Regions from separate parts of the Homo sapiens genome. Here region 1 is linked to region 2. Evidence: chromatin loops called from intact Hi-C (ENCODE). Cell type or tissue: adrenal gland. All regions are shown on one strand. Links, peaks and the distances in the headings refer to the core of each region. The heading gives the core; the rest is flanking DNA. Region 1 holds the start of IKZF4 (IKAROS family zinc finger 4). Region 2 overlaps SMARCC2 (SWI/SNF related BAF chromatin remodeling complex subunit C2).

Evidence for each region. Hi-C counts contacts between places; a loop is a spot of excess contacts. Peaks named below come from ENCODE experiments on the same cell type or tissue, not always from the same donor. Only the 100,000 strongest peaks of a DNase experiment are listed, where the experiment ranks them.
Region 1: a loop joins it to region 2, with 5 times the contacts of the local background. A loop is called at or near these places in 1 of 110 quality-filtered maps.

The regions. Positions count from the first base shown.
Region 1 is chr12:56,010,935-56,022,633 of GRCh38, forward strand. IKZF4 (IKAROS family zinc finger 4) reads left to right here and starts at 10,109. Exons shown (of 8, transcript NM_022465.4): 1 at 10,109-10,646. The coding sequence starts at 10,560. It overlaps LOC105369781 (a long non-coding RNA gene), which reads right to left. Exons shown (of 3, transcript NR_135023.1): 2 at 605-744. In adrenal gland, for the core only: no CTCF peak of the experiment used is centred there; DNase peaks (open chromatin) are centred at 9,757, 10,747 and 11,227; H3K4me3 peaks cover 1,542 bases; H3K27ac peaks cover 2,953 bases.
Region 2 is chr12:56,165,229-56,171,064 of GRCh38, forward strand. SMARCC2 (SWI/SNF related BAF chromatin remodeling complex subunit C2) reads right to left here. Exons shown (of 29, transcript NM_001330288.2): 23 at 4,916-4,980; 24 at 4,548-4,683; 25 at 4,301-4,467; 26 at 2,832-2,966; 27 at 90-471. Among named protein-coding and RNA genes, the nearest start is that of MYL6, 9.8 kb to the left of the region's middle. In adrenal gland, for the core only: no CTCF peak of the experiment used is centred there; no DNase peak of the experiment used is centred there.

The DNA of each region.
Region 1 (11,699 bases), core at 7,270-11,269, 150 kb before region 2:
ACAGTGAACTTTTTTGATCAGCATGTATTAGGGACTTTTGGGCACAATTGCAATCAAAGGCAATTGTTCCTGTCTCTTCTACATTTTTTTTGCTACTGTACCCTAGTCAGAATAGTTCACTGAGACTTCCCTGTAATTTCAAACTTCACTTGAGAGTGCTAACCCTGTTTTGGGCATCTTTGGCTTTAAAACTGATTATTATAAAACTCAAATTGAATTTCCCTGCTCTACTTTCTCCACCCCTGCCAAACATACCACTGAACAGCAGTGATTTTGTGAGGCCTTTCTATAAACAGAGAGCTATACTTGGGGGTACACCCAAAAACCCCAAAAAGTATCATCTCCTATGTATCATATCTAGTGATTTAAAGTGTTTAGTTTGGCCCTTTTCCTTAGTTCCTTATGTCCTGAAATGAGACATGGGAGGGATAGGATCGTTTCTTCTCCCACTCATAAACCTTAGCCTTCTCTCTCTTCTGCAGTCTACATGGGGAGGACAGAGAAGCGCAAAGAACAAGAGAAAAGATGCATCCATCTGAGATCTAAAAGGAGACAATGAGGTGATATTTTCCCCCTGCCCAGGTGTTGTGTTTTCAGCTCTTACCCCTTTTTATTTTAGAGACTGGCCATTCCTAGGATGACCTGGGAATTTATCCCCTCTGCACTGCTCCCCAAGCACTTGGATAATGAAGCTGAGCTGTCTTCAACTGTATTATATGTAGACAGAAGGTCACCATCTACAGCCTGGTGAAAAATGAGTCAGACCTTTCCACTGTAAAGACAAACACATGAGCTGAGCTAAGGTTGGTGGGTTTCCTTCAGAGAGCACTAGGTTGACCCTAAAGATAATTTCAGAGCTGCAAATTGCTTGATGTCTAGGTCTTTTTCCTGGAAAGGGGCTTGCAGACAGTGGCTAATTCCATACCTTTCCCTGGCCCCTTTGCGTCTTCTCCCTCCTCAATTATGCAAAGCTTTGATAGAGAGCAGAGCCAGCTATGTGATTTCAACATATTTTTGCTCAGATTTCACTCAGTTCAGGAAGGCATAGACAGTAGAGGATGATGCTGTGGGTTTGCTCTACTTGTAGCACCTGAATGGCTCATACCCAAGGCACATGGGAAGTTCTGTCTTGTTAATAACTACTGCTCTCCACCGCAGAACCCAGGTACTAAGGGAAAGTGGAGAAAATTTTTCTACTTCTGCCTGTTATAGTTTGGGAATAATAACAAAAACATGGTATGGATCCTTGCCATTCTCTCTACCTTCACCATCTTTCCCAACAATATTCTTCTCATGACCTTTTACCCCCTAGGCCACATTAAGCATGTGTTAAATGACTTTTTTTTTTTTTTTTTTTGAGACGGAGTTTTGTTCTTGTTGCCCAGTCTGGAGTGCAATGGCCCGATCTCGGCTCACTGCAACCTCCGCCTCCTGGGTTCAAGCGATTCTCCTGCCTCAGCCTCCTGAGTAGCTGGGATTACAGGCATGAACCACCACCCCTGGCTAATTTTGTATTCTTCGTAGAGATGGGGTTTCTCCATTTGGTCAGGCTGGTCTCGAACTCCTGACCTCAGGTGATCCACCCACCTTGGCCTCCCAAAGTGCTGGGATTACAGGCGTGAGCCACCACACCTGGCCTAAATTACTTTTTTTTTTTTTTAGTGTCTCAGTGTGTTGCCCAGGCTGGCCTAGAACTCCTGGCCTCAAGCAGTCCTCTTGCCTTGGCCTCCCAAACTGCTGGGATTGGCCCTCACTGCTGCCTGTCAGGGAGCCTGGTGGGAAATCTTCTGTCTAGAAAGGATGCCCATTCCTGTTCAAATGTGTTGTAATGTTGATAGGAGAAAGCCAGGGCCATGGAGGACTCTTGTTTATGCCAAGTGGATTCAAACAAATGGGGAAGAGCTAGGCACAGTGGCACATGCACCTGTAGTCCCAACTACTCATTAGGCTGAGGAAGGAGGATTGCTTGAGGCCAAGAGTTTGAGGCTGTAGTGTGCTGTGATTGTGCCCATGAACAGCCACTGCACTCCAGCCCAGACAACATAGTGAGATCTCATCTCTAGTAAATATAATAAATAAATAAGAACAGGGAAGAAAATTTGTGTCTCCAGAGATTACAATGACCAGCGTTTCCTCCCTCCTCACAGAGATATTCCTTTTGAATTGGAACACTGATTGTTTCTAGTTGCTTTGTATTCAGCTCACAGCTGAATTTACAGTACATATGTGCCTACCCGCCATCACTGAGTGACGGTTATGTTGCTTTATTTATTTATTTAGTGACAGAGTCTCACTCTGTCACCCAGGCTGGAGTGCAATGGCGTGATCTCGGCTCACTCCAACCTCTGCCTCCGGGGTTCAAACGATTCTTATGCCTCAGCCTCCCAAGCAGCTAGGACTACAGGCATGTACCACCAAGCCCAGCTAATTTTTGTATTTTTAGTAGAGATGGGGTTTCGCCACGTTGGCCAAGCTGATCTTGAACTCCTGACTTCAAGTGATCTGCTTGCCTCAGCCTCCCAGAGTGCTGGGATTACAGGTGTGAGCCACCGCCCCCAGCCGACAGTTATGTTGCTTTAAAGCTAATCTCCTTCCAAGATCTTTGATACAAAACTGTCTCATGTAACTAACTTCCCTCTCCTTATACCTCCTCCTCCTGCAATGTGTCTCCAATTGGCAGTGCCTAATTTGACCCAGTTCCTCTAAGGAGACGCTAAGATCTGCCTGGCTGGTTAGGCAGGGGAGGAGGTGCTTTAAGGGGTAGAGAGTGGGAAGGCTGGGCGGGATGTGCTGCAGGGAGACTTGAGCAAAGAGTAAAGTACATCTGCTGATTTGCTCCTGGTTTGCACAGAAAACCAGGACTGAGAACAGCAGTTTCAATCCAATGCCCTCTCACTTCCAGGGTTACCAACTTGGTATTAAAACCAGCTGGAGAGCCGGGAGCAGTGGCTCACGCCTGTAATCCCAACACTTTGGGAGGCCGAGGCGGGCAGATTACCTGAGGTCAGGAGTTCGAGAACAGCCTGGCCAACATGGCAAAACCCTGTCTCTACTAAAAATACAAAAATTAGCTGGGTGTGGTGGCGCACGCCTGTAATCCTAGCTATTCAGGAGGCTTAGGCAGGAGAATCACTTGAACCCGGGATGCAGAGGTTGCAGTGAGCTGAGATGAGATCGTGCCACTGCACTCCAGCCTGAGTGACAGATCGAGACTCCGTCTCAAAAAAAAAAAAAAAAGAAAAGAAAAGAAACAAACAAACAAAAACCCCCAGCTGGAGGCAGCTAAGTACAGCTAAGTACTGATTTTGCCCAAGATGTGTCACAGAGCACGTTAAGAGCAATTAAGCAGGAAAGCTCAGTTTACTGTTAGAAAGAAAGTCCAGCTCAGAAAACAACTCCTTCAGACCTTTCTGGAAATTGTTTTGGGGCCATCTGGGCAAAAGTCCAAGAATGAGATACACTTCCTGAGCCAGTGCTAGCTGAATGGTATGCTTCACCTGTTCTACCCACCTAGTGCTTGTCTAGCCCTTCATTCACACAGGCATTAGGCATGCTGCATGCACACAAACACACACACACACACAAAATAATATGAGCATATTTCTTCCTGTAGAGCCAGCTCGACTTGTTCTTCCTTTTTAAGTAACAGACCCCACTCCCACAGGGATCACACCAAAGGAAAAGATGACTTACCTGATGTTAGAACCAGGGAAAAAGCCGAGTGTGGTGGTCCATGCCAGTAGTCCTGGCTACTCAGAAGGCTGAGCCAGGAGAACTGCTTGAACCCGGGAGCCAAACTCATGCCACTGCACTCCAGCCTGGGCAACACAGCGAGACTCCGTCTCAAAAAAAAAAACAAAAACAAAAACAAAAAAAACAGGGAAAAGCAAGAAAACCCATGAAGGCCTTGAGTAGCCTGGCTTTTGAAAGGTTTAATAGAAAGAGGACACCTCAGAGAGGCAGGCAACTTGTGTTCTTGTTCTTGTTCTATTCTCACCATGAACCTTGGGACAAGTAACTTCACTGCTCTCAGCCTCAGTTTCTCTCAGTTTCTCCAAGCAGAAAACAGGAAAATCCTGCTCACTCTTGCCTCTCCTGCATGGGGAGGTGTGTGAGGGAAGTTTCAAGTGGCACTTTGTGGGCTTGTTTTGTTTTGTTTGAGACAGAGTCTTGCTCTTGTCGCCCAGGCTGGAGTGCAATGGCACGATCTCGGCTCACTGCAACCTCTGTCTCCCGGGTTCAAGCAATTATCCTGCCTCAGCCTCCTGAGTAGCTGGGATTACGGGCGCACCCCACCACGCCCGGCTAATTTTTGTATTTTTAGTAGAGATGGGGTTTTGCCATGTTGGCCAGGCTGGTCTCAAACTCCTGACCTCGTGATCCGCCCGCCTCCGCCTCCCAAAGTGCTGGAATTACAGGCGTGAGCTACCACGCCCGGCTTCAAGTGGCACTTTGAACTTTGCATTCTTTTTTTTTCTTTGAAATGGAGTTTCCCTTTGTTGACCTGGCTGGAGTGCAGTGGCGTGATCTCCGCTCACTGCAACCTACACCTCCCCGGTTCAAGCAATTCTGCCTCAGCCTCCCGAGTAGATGGGATTATAGGTGTGTACCACCACACCCAGCTAATTTTTTTGTATTTTTAGTAGAGATGGGGTTTCACCACGTTGGCTAGGCTGGTCTCGAACTCCTGACCTCAGGTGATCCACCCACCTCGCCCTCTCAAAGAGCTGAGATTACAGGCCTGAGCCACCAAACCCAGCCTGAGCTTTCCATTCATTTTGAAAAACACCAAAGGGCAATTGTGAATCTAATGATTTGGAAATGAAAGGGCCCCTCAATACCAGACTGCCCTCCTTTATCTTTTGATCTCTATCTCAAGTTTTGTGGCTAGTTCCAGAGAGTCTGAGTTCTCTAACAACTGTGGACTTGGGCTCTTCTAATGATTGTTCCTAAGGGACCCTTCAAGGAACCACTTATTGTGTGGCTTGTTCTAGTGGTCCAGTCCCAAAGTTCAGTCCATCCCAGGAAGGATGTCAAGAAAAGAGGGTTAATAAACTTAGAGAATTTTTTTCTCCATGCCCTGGCTTCCTAGGGAAATAGGGTTGATACTAGGAATCTCTCTGACAAAATGTAAGAGAGAATTGCTTTGTGAAGTGAAGGTAAGCGCATGTTTCAGGTTTTCTCATGAGCCTTCAAAAGGAGTCTCAACTCCAGACAAGAATTGGGTGGGGGTGGGGGGGCAGGAAAACAGATACTTTACTCTGTGTGCCTTCCTGCACCCCCTCACCCCCACCCCTACCTCTCTCAATATACCATTACAAGCAAACCAAATCTTTATCCATCTGCCTCAGTGAGATCCTTCAAAAAGACCAAGAATCCCCACAGCAGCTCAGACTGTTCCCTTGCCCCATTCTTGCTTCTGCCTCTGCCTCAGGGCGTTTAGTTTTCATCAGATGAGTGGGGAATGCAATTTTCTTTTTTTTTCTTTTCTTTTTTTTTTTTTTTGTGACCGGGTCTCACTCTGTCGCCCAGGCTGGAGTGCAGTGGCAGGATCTCGGTGCACCGCAACCTCCACCTCCCAGGCTCAAGCGATTCTCCTGCCTCAGCCTCCCAAGTACCTGGGATTACAGGCTCATGCCACTACCGCCCAGCTAATTTTGTTTTGTTTTGTTTTTTTAAGAGACGGAGTTTCGCTCTTGTTGCCCAGGCTGGAGTGCAACGGCGTGATCTTGGGTCACCGCAACCTCCGCCTCCTGGGTTCAGGTGATTCTCCTGCCTCAGCCTCCCTAGTAGCTGGGATTACAGGCATGCGCCACCATGCCTGGCTAATTTTTTTTGTATTTTTAGTAGAGATGGGGTTTCTCCATGTTGGTCAGGCTGAACTCCTGACCTGAGGTGATCCGCCCGCCTCGGCCTCCCAGAGTACTGGGATTACAGGTGTGAACCAGTGTGCCCAGTCATAATTTTGTATTTTTAGTGGAGACGGGGTTTCACCATGTTGGCCAGGCTGGTCTTGAACTCCTGATTTCAAATGATCCACCCACCTCAGCCTCCCAAAGTGCTGGAATTACAGGTGTGAGCCACCATGCCAGCCGCAATTTTGGAGGTATGTAAATTTCCACCAGATAGATTTTTTTTTTCTCTCCTCCCACAGGCTCCTAAAGAGATAATTCATTGCAACAAATTATCACTTTTAAGTGTTCTCAGTTCCCGATTGTTTAATACTCTACTGCCAATTACTGCTTGCCTTCCCTCAAATAGACATTAACCTTCATTTTAAATTCAGACTCCCCCCCCGCCCCCCCCGTCCTTTTTTCTTTTTTAAAATAAGCGTGGTAGAGTAATTGATGAGAGGGTGGGGATAACCATTTACAGGTTTAACTTGTTTATTACACCTTCAGTAGAGGACTTATCACTGAACCCTGAGTGGGCTGCTCTCCTCCATCTTCTCCTTTTCCTGTCACCCTCCCTCACACCACATACTCCAAGACAGAATCCCTTGAATGACTGAACCCAGCTTCTTAATACTACCCCCATCTTTAACTGAGGTATAGAGCCTCTAAGGGGCTGTTTCTTTGCCTCCTCAGGGCTGAGGTGTAATCTCCACCTACATACACGGTCTAATCTCAAAATCAAGGACCACTCTGGATTAAGATAGTGTTTCCACCTCAGAGGCTGGGGAGGCCTGCAGAAGTTGTAAATTGGAGGAAATATTGGGGTTTGTAAATCAGGGTATGTTGTCTTTCACCAGGACAAAGTGTAAGGTTTTTCTTGGAGACAGGGTCTCGCTCGGTTACCCAGGCTGGAGTGCAGTGGTAAGATCACAGCTCACTGCAGCCTCGACCTCCAGGCTCAAGTGATCCTCCCACCTCAGCCTCCTGAATAGCTGGGACTACAGGCACATGCCACGATGCCTAATTTATTTTTATATTTTGTAGAGATGGGATCTCCCTATATTGCCCAGGCTGGTCTCAAACTCCTGGGCTCGAGTGATCCTCCCACCTTCTTTCCAAAGCACTAGGATTACAGGTGTTGAGCCACAGTGCCTGGCTAAGGTTTTTCTTCTTTAGGATAGTATCAGACCATGCTTAAGTGCTCCTTTAGGTTTCTTGCTAACTCAAGAATATTAAAGAAAAGCCTCCTCCCTTCCCAGAGCTATCTTCTAATAGCAGCTATTTTCTTTTTCAGCAGAATCTCTTTAAAATGGACATAGAAGACTGCAATGGCCGCTCCTATGTGTCTGGTATGCCTTCTGTGTGTTCTATTTGTTAGGGGCTGGAAGCAGACACTCTCCTGTAGAGCAGAGCAGAGAGCCTTCAGCCTAGGCACACAGCCTCTAAATGTCCTAGTCACACAGCTAACACTCATGCTTGGTGGCCCTTGGTAGTGTGCAATTATTTTGGTGATCTTACATTCCCTAAATAGTAATTTTCTTTTCCAGACTTCTTGGGGTATAGAGGAAGGGAATAGGAGGGGAATATGAGCAGACATCATTAGAAGAATAATTTGAAGCAAATAGATGGAAACAAGATGTGGTTCCTTCTCCTTTGCTCTGAAGTCACCAGCCAAACATGAAATCCTGTTCTATCCAGATAGAGCGGCACAAGGTTTCAAAGCTCAAAGGCCTGCAAGGGCCAGGTAGTCATGTGAATGAGTGAAGTAAGGTTAGGATAATAAGCAGAAAAGAATGGTGGGGGCTGTCATGAAGTGGAGAACATATGTCCCACTTAAAGGGACAGCAGCTTTCAGTGTCCACTAGAACTTGTCATGCAGGAATGTGTATCTAGTGTGGCCAAAACTTCTAAATTTTTAAGAGATACCAGAAATCCAAATTTTTATATGAAATGTCTCCATTTTAAAATAATGACTCAAGGCTGGGCATGGTGGCTCACGCCTGTAATCCCAGCACTTTGGGAGACAGGCAGATCACCTGAGGTCAGGAGTTCGAGACCAGCCTGGGCAACATGGTGAAACCCCCTCTCTACTAAAAATACAAAAATTAGGCCAGGCACGTGGCTCACGCCTGTAATCCCAGCACTTTGGGAGGCCGAGGTGGGCAGATCACGAAGTCAAGAGATCAGGACCATCCTGGCCAACATGGTGAAGCCTCATATCTACTAAAAATACAAAAATTATCTGGGCGTGGTGGCTCACGCCTGTAGTCCCAACTTCTCAGGAGGCTGAGGCAGGAGAACCCAGGAGGCGGAGGTTGCAGTGAGCTGAGATCACGCCACTGCACTCCAGCCTGGCGACAGAGTGAGACTCCGTCTCAAAAAAAAAGAAATAATAGAAACCAAAACTGGGTTTTGATGTGATGAGTATCCCTATCAGAAACCCAAGCACCATTTTGGAAATGACCTATAGCTTATTTTTTACTCTAAAGTAGGACCAATGAAGGAATTATTGGCATGCACTAAAGGAGATAGCAAGATGGGTCAGACACACATATGAGAGTCATTGGCAACACCCGGGTAATGTAAGGTAAGATGTTGACTCTGACCCCTTTCTTGTTTAAGGAGGGAAGGAGTTGGAATGGGTAAAGGCATTCAATATCTGCCACATGCTTGACAGAATGACAGGGATCAGGTAGACTCATTTAATTGGAAGAGACTTTATTAGAACAAAAGTCATGGCCTTGTGAGGAGCGAGCCAGTCCTCCTACCTCCTGCTCAGTTAAGCCTATTCAGAAAACCACTACTGAGCAACAAGTACACTTGGGACCCTGCTTTAGTGCTGGGGAACACTCAGATGGATAAAATCCAGTCCCTACCATAAAGCAGGCAAATGAGAAACTACAAATCCTGTGGAGCTCTTTTCAAACCTGTTTATGGAGAATATTGGATACTCATGGAGGTGATTTGCTTCACCGTGCTATGAAACCAAGTTTTCCCTGCTTTCAGCAGATTGGCATGTCCTAGATAAGAAGTGGCCTCTGCACAGGATGGTTTTTGAATGGAAGTGGAGGCCAGGAACTCCTCCTCTGTACTTTGAGAATTTTAGATGTCAGCAGCTACCTTAGAAAGGGAAAAGAGAAAGTCAAAGTAAGGCTACCATTAGCCCTGAAAAGTACCCCTCTTAGGACTGGGCATAGCTGCGCTCATCACTGACCCATCTCTCCTGGAAGAGTCATATGGAAGCAGAGGGAAAGGCTGCAGCATGCAGCCCTCCCGAAGCACACTGCGGGCCTCCACAGGCCATCATAGTTCTTCTGCTCCACGCCAGGTGACCTTCCCTCATCAGGCCACTTGATGAAAAGGGTATCTCTCCTGTTCTTCCAAGAGATTTGAATTCCTCACAGAATGTGATTCAGAAAATCCATCTTTTCTCCCCTTTTCTCTTTTTAAAGGTACAGATCATTCCCTTCTGGGGCAGGGAAAAGGGGGAGATAAGCAGGAGTCTATTAATTTATGGCACAGATAACCACCCCCTCCATTTTCCTATCTTTCAAGGGAAACAGAGTTGCTGAAACCCAGCTCCTGCCATTAATTGACTGAGCAGGGCTTGCCCCAAGTTTTCTGAGACTGTGAAATGTTTTAGAGAACTTTAGTAGAAAGGGATTCAGGGGTAGGCAGCCCGAAGTTTCACAGCCCCTCCCACCCCCAAATTCTTGGAATCAGAAAATGTAGTCTTCCAAAGTAGGTCAGTTTGTCAGTGAGCAGCTCCTCTGAAAGGGAAGGGAGCAGAGGCCTTGTCCTGATAGAGGGCGGATTCATCCAGGGCTTTCGGCTGCTGGGGCCCCAGGGGCACAGGAAGGGGGGGAAATGGGGAGACCGTACCAGCCTTTTTGCCCGGGATCTGAAAGGTCTCAGGGCCACGGAGCAACACTAGCCTGACACCAGACTCTGCTGGGCCCTCTCACTGCTGGAAAGGAGGAGGCTGTCAGTCCCCACATCTAGAGAGCAACCTTCCTCCTGGAGGAGGAGGGAAAGAGTTCGGTGGGGGAGGGGCTTTCTGCCTCTCTGAGAGCCTTGAAGCTGTCCGTGTCCTGGGCCCCATGACCTCTGGGGCCTTGGCTTCCCCAGCTGGCAGAGGATTGGGCCTTCCCTAGGGCCCCCCCTTTCTCCCTCCCACCCGCAGGCCCATCCATCTCTCTCTCTCTCTCTTGCACACACTCTTGCCTCTCTCAGGCATTTGTTGTGCAGTTCCTCTTTGTCTGCTGGGCACGAGGGGCAACAGCATCTGCCTTTCCCTCCCTGTGCACACACCCACCACCCACCCCCTTCACTGTCTTGGAAAAGGGATGCTGTAGCCTAGCATCTCCCCCACTATATACACATATACATTCTCTCCAGCCCCCTCCCCAAGCACATCCAAGCGTGCTCTCCCCTCTCCTTCTCTCCCTCTCTCTCTCTCTCTCTCTCACACACACACACACACACACACTCAACACACATACACCCTGGGCTGAGCTGCTCTTGCTGGCTGCAGCCGTGGGCCTCTGCTCACCGTGCCGCTGCTGCTGCCTGCGAAATGACGGCGGTTCCCCTCACTTCCAGGAATCCACGCTTCCTGGAAGGTGAGTGGCTGGGCTCACCCCTGCCTGCCACTGAGACGCAGACATGCATACACCACCCGCACTCCCTCGCCGTTTCCAAGGCGGCGGCCGCGTTCGCACCCCAGGGTCTCACCGGCAAGGGAAGGATAATGTAAGTTCAGGCAGAAGGCGGCTAGTGGAGGGAGGAAGGGGGGTGCTGGGGCTAGGGAGCCAATTCAGTAACTACTCCCAAGCCTGAGGAGATGGAGAGGATGGGGGCTGTGTGTGTGTGTGTGTGTGTGTGTGTGTGTGTGTGTGTGTGTAGCGGGGGAGGGGGCGTTCCTCCTTATACTTGCGGAGGATGGGAAAGGGTGTTTGGTGTTGCTAAGCAAAGACGGCGACTTGGACAGTGGGAGCCTATGGTGACATCTTGATTAGGCCTTGGGGATAGAGGTAGAGCTGCCTGGGGTGAAATGCCGAGACAGGCCTGGGTGGGAAGGGGTAGTGGAGAAAATCAAGGTAAGGAAGAGGAGCCTTGGCAAGCAGATGCCTCAGCCTGGAACAGAGATCTGAGGGGCCTCAGCTTCCTCCCCACAAAAGAGCTGAGGATGGGCGTCTTTCTTTGCTCTTGTACCCACTATTCCCTGCTAGCAGGCTAGGATCCTGCCACCCTGGAGCCCGTGGTCAAGAAAGGGAAAGCAGTTATGATGAGGTGCCTTGCAGAGAAGTGTGGAGGTTCTCCATGTTCTCCAAGCTCATGGCTATTCCCTAGATGTAGCCACTATTTAAAGGTCTCAAGGAAAGGCAGCAGGAGTGGAGGCTAGCCTCCTTTAACATATGAAACACCTTTAGCTTGTGGCCTGTTTCCCAGTTCCTTTCTCTCCCTCCTGCTTTTCAGCCTTTACCTACCTCCCAGTTCCTCTAATGTGAACCTCATGATTTGGCTTTGCCCTCTGGGGGTTCAGCCAATCTATGATGACTTTGAGCAAGAAAATTTCTCAGAGACCTAAGAGCAGCCTTAATTCTTGGCTTTGACAGTCTGGGATTTCTTGGGAGTCCCAGACTTTTGAGATTCCCTCACTGGGGTTTCTGGGGCTGAGAGAGGAACTGTTAAACTTCCTAAATCTTACTCTAGTCCCCTCACCCCTGAGCTAGAATTCAAAATCCTTGGTGCCCAAGAAAGCCTTTCTGACTCCTGAAACAGATTCATTATACATATATTTTA
Region 2 (5,836 bases), core at 339-4,338:
CCACACTCATCTTGTATCCCCTTTGAGGAGAACTGGGACATTCACCTGGATTCCTCTAGCCAACAAAAGTTCTGGAACATAACACTTACCATGGGGTCCAGGGGGGGGAACCCCTGGTGGGACTGCCCCAGGCTGGGGGGCTCCAGCTGGTTGCTGCTGCTGTGGCCCTGCAGTTGACCCTGCCTGCCCAATCTGTTCAGAAGGGCCCAAACTTCCTGGAGGGGCCCCACTGCCAGCAGGAGCAGGGACTACAGAGGCTGGAGCCACAGCCAAGCCATGGACTGCGGGTGGCCCAGCAGCCCCTGTTGGGGGGATAGGCTGGGAGCCTGGGGGCAGGGCTGGTGGTGGCTGCTGCTGCTGTTGGTGCATCTGTTGGAAGTGCTGCTGCCGAGCCCTCATCTCCGCATACTTCAGCTGCTCCATGTGGAAGGCTTGTCTGTCGGCCAGGAGCTGCTGCCTCTGATACTCCAGCTGCCAGTGCCAATTGAGTATTGTTATCCAATTTTCAGCAGATCCCAAAGGCAAATGCCTCAACCCCTGCTTTGTCTTCTTCTGAAAGAGCCTGCCTCTCAATCAGAAGGTTCCCAAAATCTACATCTTGTGCTTGTGCTCCCTCTGTCCTCCCCACCCGACTTCGTGCAAATTCCCATGACCTTTATGTCTCCTGAGTGCCCACATGGTTTCTTATTGCAATGACTTTAACCTGGCCCAAGCTCACTTCAGCTACAAAGCTTTGAACTTGCCATTACCTTGATTTGGAAAATGCTTCCAGTTCCTTTTGTCAATTCAAGTTCTTTTCTTACTTCAAAATTCACTAAAAAGTCACTGTTCTTAGGAAGCTATCCCAGATCAATTCATTTGCCTCTGAGCTTTAGCTTTATTCTATGATCTCAGGACTTAGAAACTTGATGTGCAATCTCTTTATTTTTTTGAGACTGAGTCTCACTCTGTCACCCAGGCTGGAGTACAGTAGCGTGATCTCAGCTCACTGCAACCTCCGCCTCCCCGGTTCAAGCAATTCTCCTGCCTCAGCCTCCCGAGTAGCTGGGATTACAGGTGTGTGCCAGCATGCCGGGCTAATTTTTTGTATTTTTTTATTCTTTAGTAGAGACGGGGTTTCACCATGTTAGCCAGGATGGTCTCGATCTCCTTGATCTCGTGATCCACCTGCCTCAGCCTCCCAAAGTGCTGGAATTACAGGTGTGAGCCACCGCGCCCGGCTGATGTGCAATCTCTTAATGTGAATTTGTCAGATACTTTAAACCTTCTTAACTGTTTCTGATGTCTCCATATTGTATATTCATTTGATGTCTCCCATTAAACCTTAAGTTCTCTGAGGTCCCTATCTTCTATTTCTTTTTCTTCTTTTTTTTTTTTTTGAGATAGGGTCTCACTCTGTCACCCAGGCTGGAATGCAATGGGGCAAACATGGCTCAGTGCAGCCTTGACCTCCTGGGCTCAAACGATCCTCCCACCTCAGCTTCCTGAGTAGCTGGGACCACAGGCTCGCACCACCACGCCCGGCTAATTTGTTTATTTTTAAAAAATGTTTGGGCTGGGCACGGTGGCTCATGCCTGAAATCCCAGCGCTTTGGGAGGCTGAGGTGGGCGGATCACCTGAGGTCAGGAGTTTGAGACCAGCCTGGCCAACATGGTGAAACCCTGTCTCTACTAAAAATACAAAAATTAGCTGGTCATGGTGGCATGTGCCTGTAATCCCAGCTACTCGGGAGGTGAGGCAGGAGAATCGCTTGAACCCAGGAGGCGGAGGTTGCAGTGAGCCGTGATTGCACCACTGCACTCCAGCCTGGGCGAAAGAGTAAGACTCCATCTCAAAAAAAAAAAAAAAAGCGTGATGACTCACCTGTAATCCGGCACTTTGGGAAGCAGAGATGGGCTGATCACCTGAGATCGGGAGTTCGAGACCAGCCTGACCAACATAGAGAAACCCCATCTCTACTAAAAATACAAAATTAGCTGGGCATGGTGGCACATGCCTGTAATCCCAGCTACTGGGGAGGCTGAGGCAGGAGAATCGCTTCCCAGGAGGCGGACGTTGTGGTGAGCGAAGATCACACCATTGCACTCCAGCCTGGGCAACAAGAGCGAAACTCTGTCTCAAATAAATAAATAAATAAATAAATAAAATAAATTGTTGAGACAGAGATCTCACTATGTTACCCAGGCTGGTCTTGAACTCCTGGGCTCAAGTGATCCATCTGCCTCAGTGTACCAAAGTACTAGGATTACAAATGTGGGCCACTGTGCCCAGTCCCTATTGTCTATTTCTTTTTATGTCCTCCAAAGACAAAATGGTTCAACACTGTGTCGGTCCCATTCCCTTTCCAAGTTCACCTCCTGGATCTGAGGCTCTTACCCTCTCTCTCATCATCCGTTACGCCCATTCACTCAATCACTATTTGAGTCTACTATGGGCCAAGCACTGTTCAAGGACCTGGAGATGCAGCAATCAAAACAACCAACTAGAGTCCCTGCCTCATGGAGCTGACCTTCTGTGGGACTTCAGTCCCCAGACTTCACTTGTGAGACCACTTAACTGTCTCTAACTGGCTGCCCTACTCCTGCCCTGTTCCTGCCCTGCTCTGCTTTGAAGCCCTGTCTGTCTCAGGCTTTCCCCACTGTTGCTTATCTTTCACTGAAACACACACACACACACACACACTCAGGCTTTCCCCACTGTTGCTTATCTCTCTTTCACTGAAACACACACACACACACACACACACACACACACACACACACACACACACGCCCCTCCGATTTTAAACTGAGGCACAGCGCAGCAGGGTTCCAGGGCTCCTGCTACTCACTGCTTCTCGCTCCCGGTCCATGATAGTCTCCAGCTCCTCAAAGTGCCGAAGTTTGATCTCCAACTTTTTCATCTGGGTCTCCACCAGCAGGGCCACCAAAGATTTGATCTTCCTTTCCTCAACAGCAGCCAAGTGCTAGGGAAGGAGGGGCGAGACAGCACATCAGTGGGAGGACCCAACTGAAGACAATACAGAAGAAAGGTAGGGTGGATGCTGGCAGGTATAAGAACAAATTTGCTGTGGTCACAACCCATGGTGAAAGGGCTTGACTTTTTTGTGCTGGGATTATAGGCGTGAGCCACCGTGTCTTTTTTCTTTTTTCTTTTTTTTTTTTTGGGACAGTCTCACTCTGTTGCCCAGGCTGGAGTACAGTGGCATGATCTCAGCTCACTGTAACCTCTACCTCCTGGGTTCAAGCAATTCTCGTGCCTTTGCCTCCCCAGTACCTGGGATTACAGACATGCGCCACCACGCCGGCTAATTTCTGTGTTTTTAGTAGAGATGGGGTTTCACCATGTTGGCCAGGCTGGTCTCAAACTTACAACCTCAGGTGATCCACCTGCCTCAGCCTCCCAAAGTCCTGGGATTACACGCGTGAGCCACTGCGCCCAGCCTTTTTAAAAAATTAAATTATTTTGGCCAGGTGTGATGGCTCATGCCTGTAATCCCAGCGCTTTGGGAGGCTAAGGCGAGCAGATCACTTGAGTCCAGGAGTTTGAGACCAGCCTGGGGCAACAGGGTGAAACCCCATCTCTGCTAAAAATACAAAAATTAACCGGGCATGCTGGCACGTGCCTGTAATCCTAGCTACTTGGGAGGCTGAGGTGGGAGAATCGCTTGAACCTGGGAGGTGGAGGTTGCAGTGAGCCGAGATTGTGCCACTGCACTCCAGCCTGGGCAACAGAGTGAGACTCCATCTCAAAAAATACATAAATAAATAAACAAGCATGGAGGCTGGGCACGGTGGCTCACGCCTGTAATTCCAGCAGTTTGGGAGGCCAAAGCGGGTGGATCACCTGAGGTTAGGAGTTCAAGACCAGCCTGGCCAACATGGTGAAACCCCATCTCTACTAAAAATACAAAGAGTTAGCCAGGCGTGGTGTAGCACGCCTGTAGTCCCAGCTACTCGGGAGGCTGAGGCAGGAGAATCACTTGAACTTGGGAGGTGGAGGCTGCAGTGAGCCGAGATCTGACAGAGCAAGACTCCGTCTCAAAAGAAGAACATGGAGATAGTGTGGCAAAGGGTAACATGGAGTCAAATACTGACAGGGTTGAAAACAGGCCCAATGGTGATATATTTTTTAAAGCTTAGAGAAGGGATGACTAACTTTACCTCCTCCTGAGATAAAAATAAAAAATAAATAGGTCAGCATTATTTAAGGTGTGAGTGAGGAAAGATTTCCTCTAAGTGAGATGAGATTAGAGAAGTGGACATTTTCTTCCCTGAGGTCTTCAAGGTCTGGCCTCACCTTAGCTTTCACTGCGGCGGCGGCCAGGGCGGCGGCAGCAGCGGTGGAGAGGTTGCCCTCGCCAATGTCCCGCTCCACCTTTGTCTTCCTTTCCCCCTCAGACTCCACCACTTCCTTCAGCACTTCCTCCTGCCCTTCCTTTGGCTCCTTCTCCTTCTCAGGATCGACTGGGCCAGGACAAGGGTTGAGTTAGCCCCACAGCTTCACCTCTGTCCTGCACCCCCACCTACCCTTGTGGGAGGCTCACCTATTGGGTCTCCATCACTCTTCTCGGACTCCTTCTCACTGTCGCCTTCTTTCCCTTTCTCCTCATCCTTCTTGGGAGCCTCGCTGGTTTTCTCTTTTGCTTCCTCCTCTATAGCACCCCCTCCTTCTCGGGGTTCCTGAAATTCCAGTGATAGAAAAGGAGAGTTATCAGGGATTAGGGTGATTAGTTCTCACACAGAGGGGCCAGACGGGGAACTAAATTTATTCCTCTTACTTTGGAGGTGATCTGATTCTAGGAGACAACCCCGTCCAAAACCAGCCCTTGCCCACCTAAGCTGAACAAGGCCAACTTCCCCATCACCACAGTGCTGCACGCAGCCCCTGCAGCTTCCAGAAATCCCTCTATACCTTGGGCTCCTTCTTCTCATCTGTGGCCTGGCCTTCCACCCGAGCCTCGTCATTCCCGCTCTCCTCTGGGCCCATGAGAAAAGAAAGAAAACAGGAAATGTTTAATACACAGTCGTCTGTGTCTAACACTTTTCTTTTTTTTTAGAGACAGGGTCTTGCTGTGTTGCCCAGGTTGGTCTCAAACTCCTGGGCCCACGCAATCCTCCCACCTCAGCCTCCTGAGCAGCTTGGACTATGGGTGTGAGCCGTTGCACCCAGCTTCTCCATAACACCTGTTTTTTTTTGTTTTTTGTTTTTTTGTGACAGGGTCTCACTCTTGTCGCCCAGGCTGGAGTGCAGTAGCACAATCATGGCTCACTGCAGCCTTGACTTCCCAGGCTCAAGTGGTTCTCTCACCTCAGCCTCCTGTGTATCTGGGGCTACAGGCGCATGCCACCATGCCTGGCTAACTTTTTTGGTATTTTTTGTAGAGACGGGATTTTGCCATGTTGCCCAGACTGGTCTCAAACCATCTGCCCACCTCAGCCTCCCAAAGTACTGGGATTACAGGCATGAGCCACTGCACCCAGCCTTCACAAGACTTTTTTTTTTTTTTTTTTTTTTTTGAGAGACGAAGTCTTGCTCTGTTGCCCAGGCTGGAGTGCAGTGGCTTGATCTTGGCTCACTGCAACCTCTGGCACCCAGGTTTAAGTGATTCTCCTGCCTCAGCCTCTGAAGTAGCTGGGATTACAGGCACGTGCCACCACGCCCAGCTAATTTTTGTATATTTAGTAGAGACAGGGTTTCAGCATCTTGGCCAGGCTGGTCTTGAACTCCCGACCTCGTGATCCACCCACCTCGGCCTCCCAAAGTGCTGAGATTACAGGCATGAGCCACTGCGCCCGGCCTTCACAAGACTTTTCTAACAGCCCCTTCTACAAG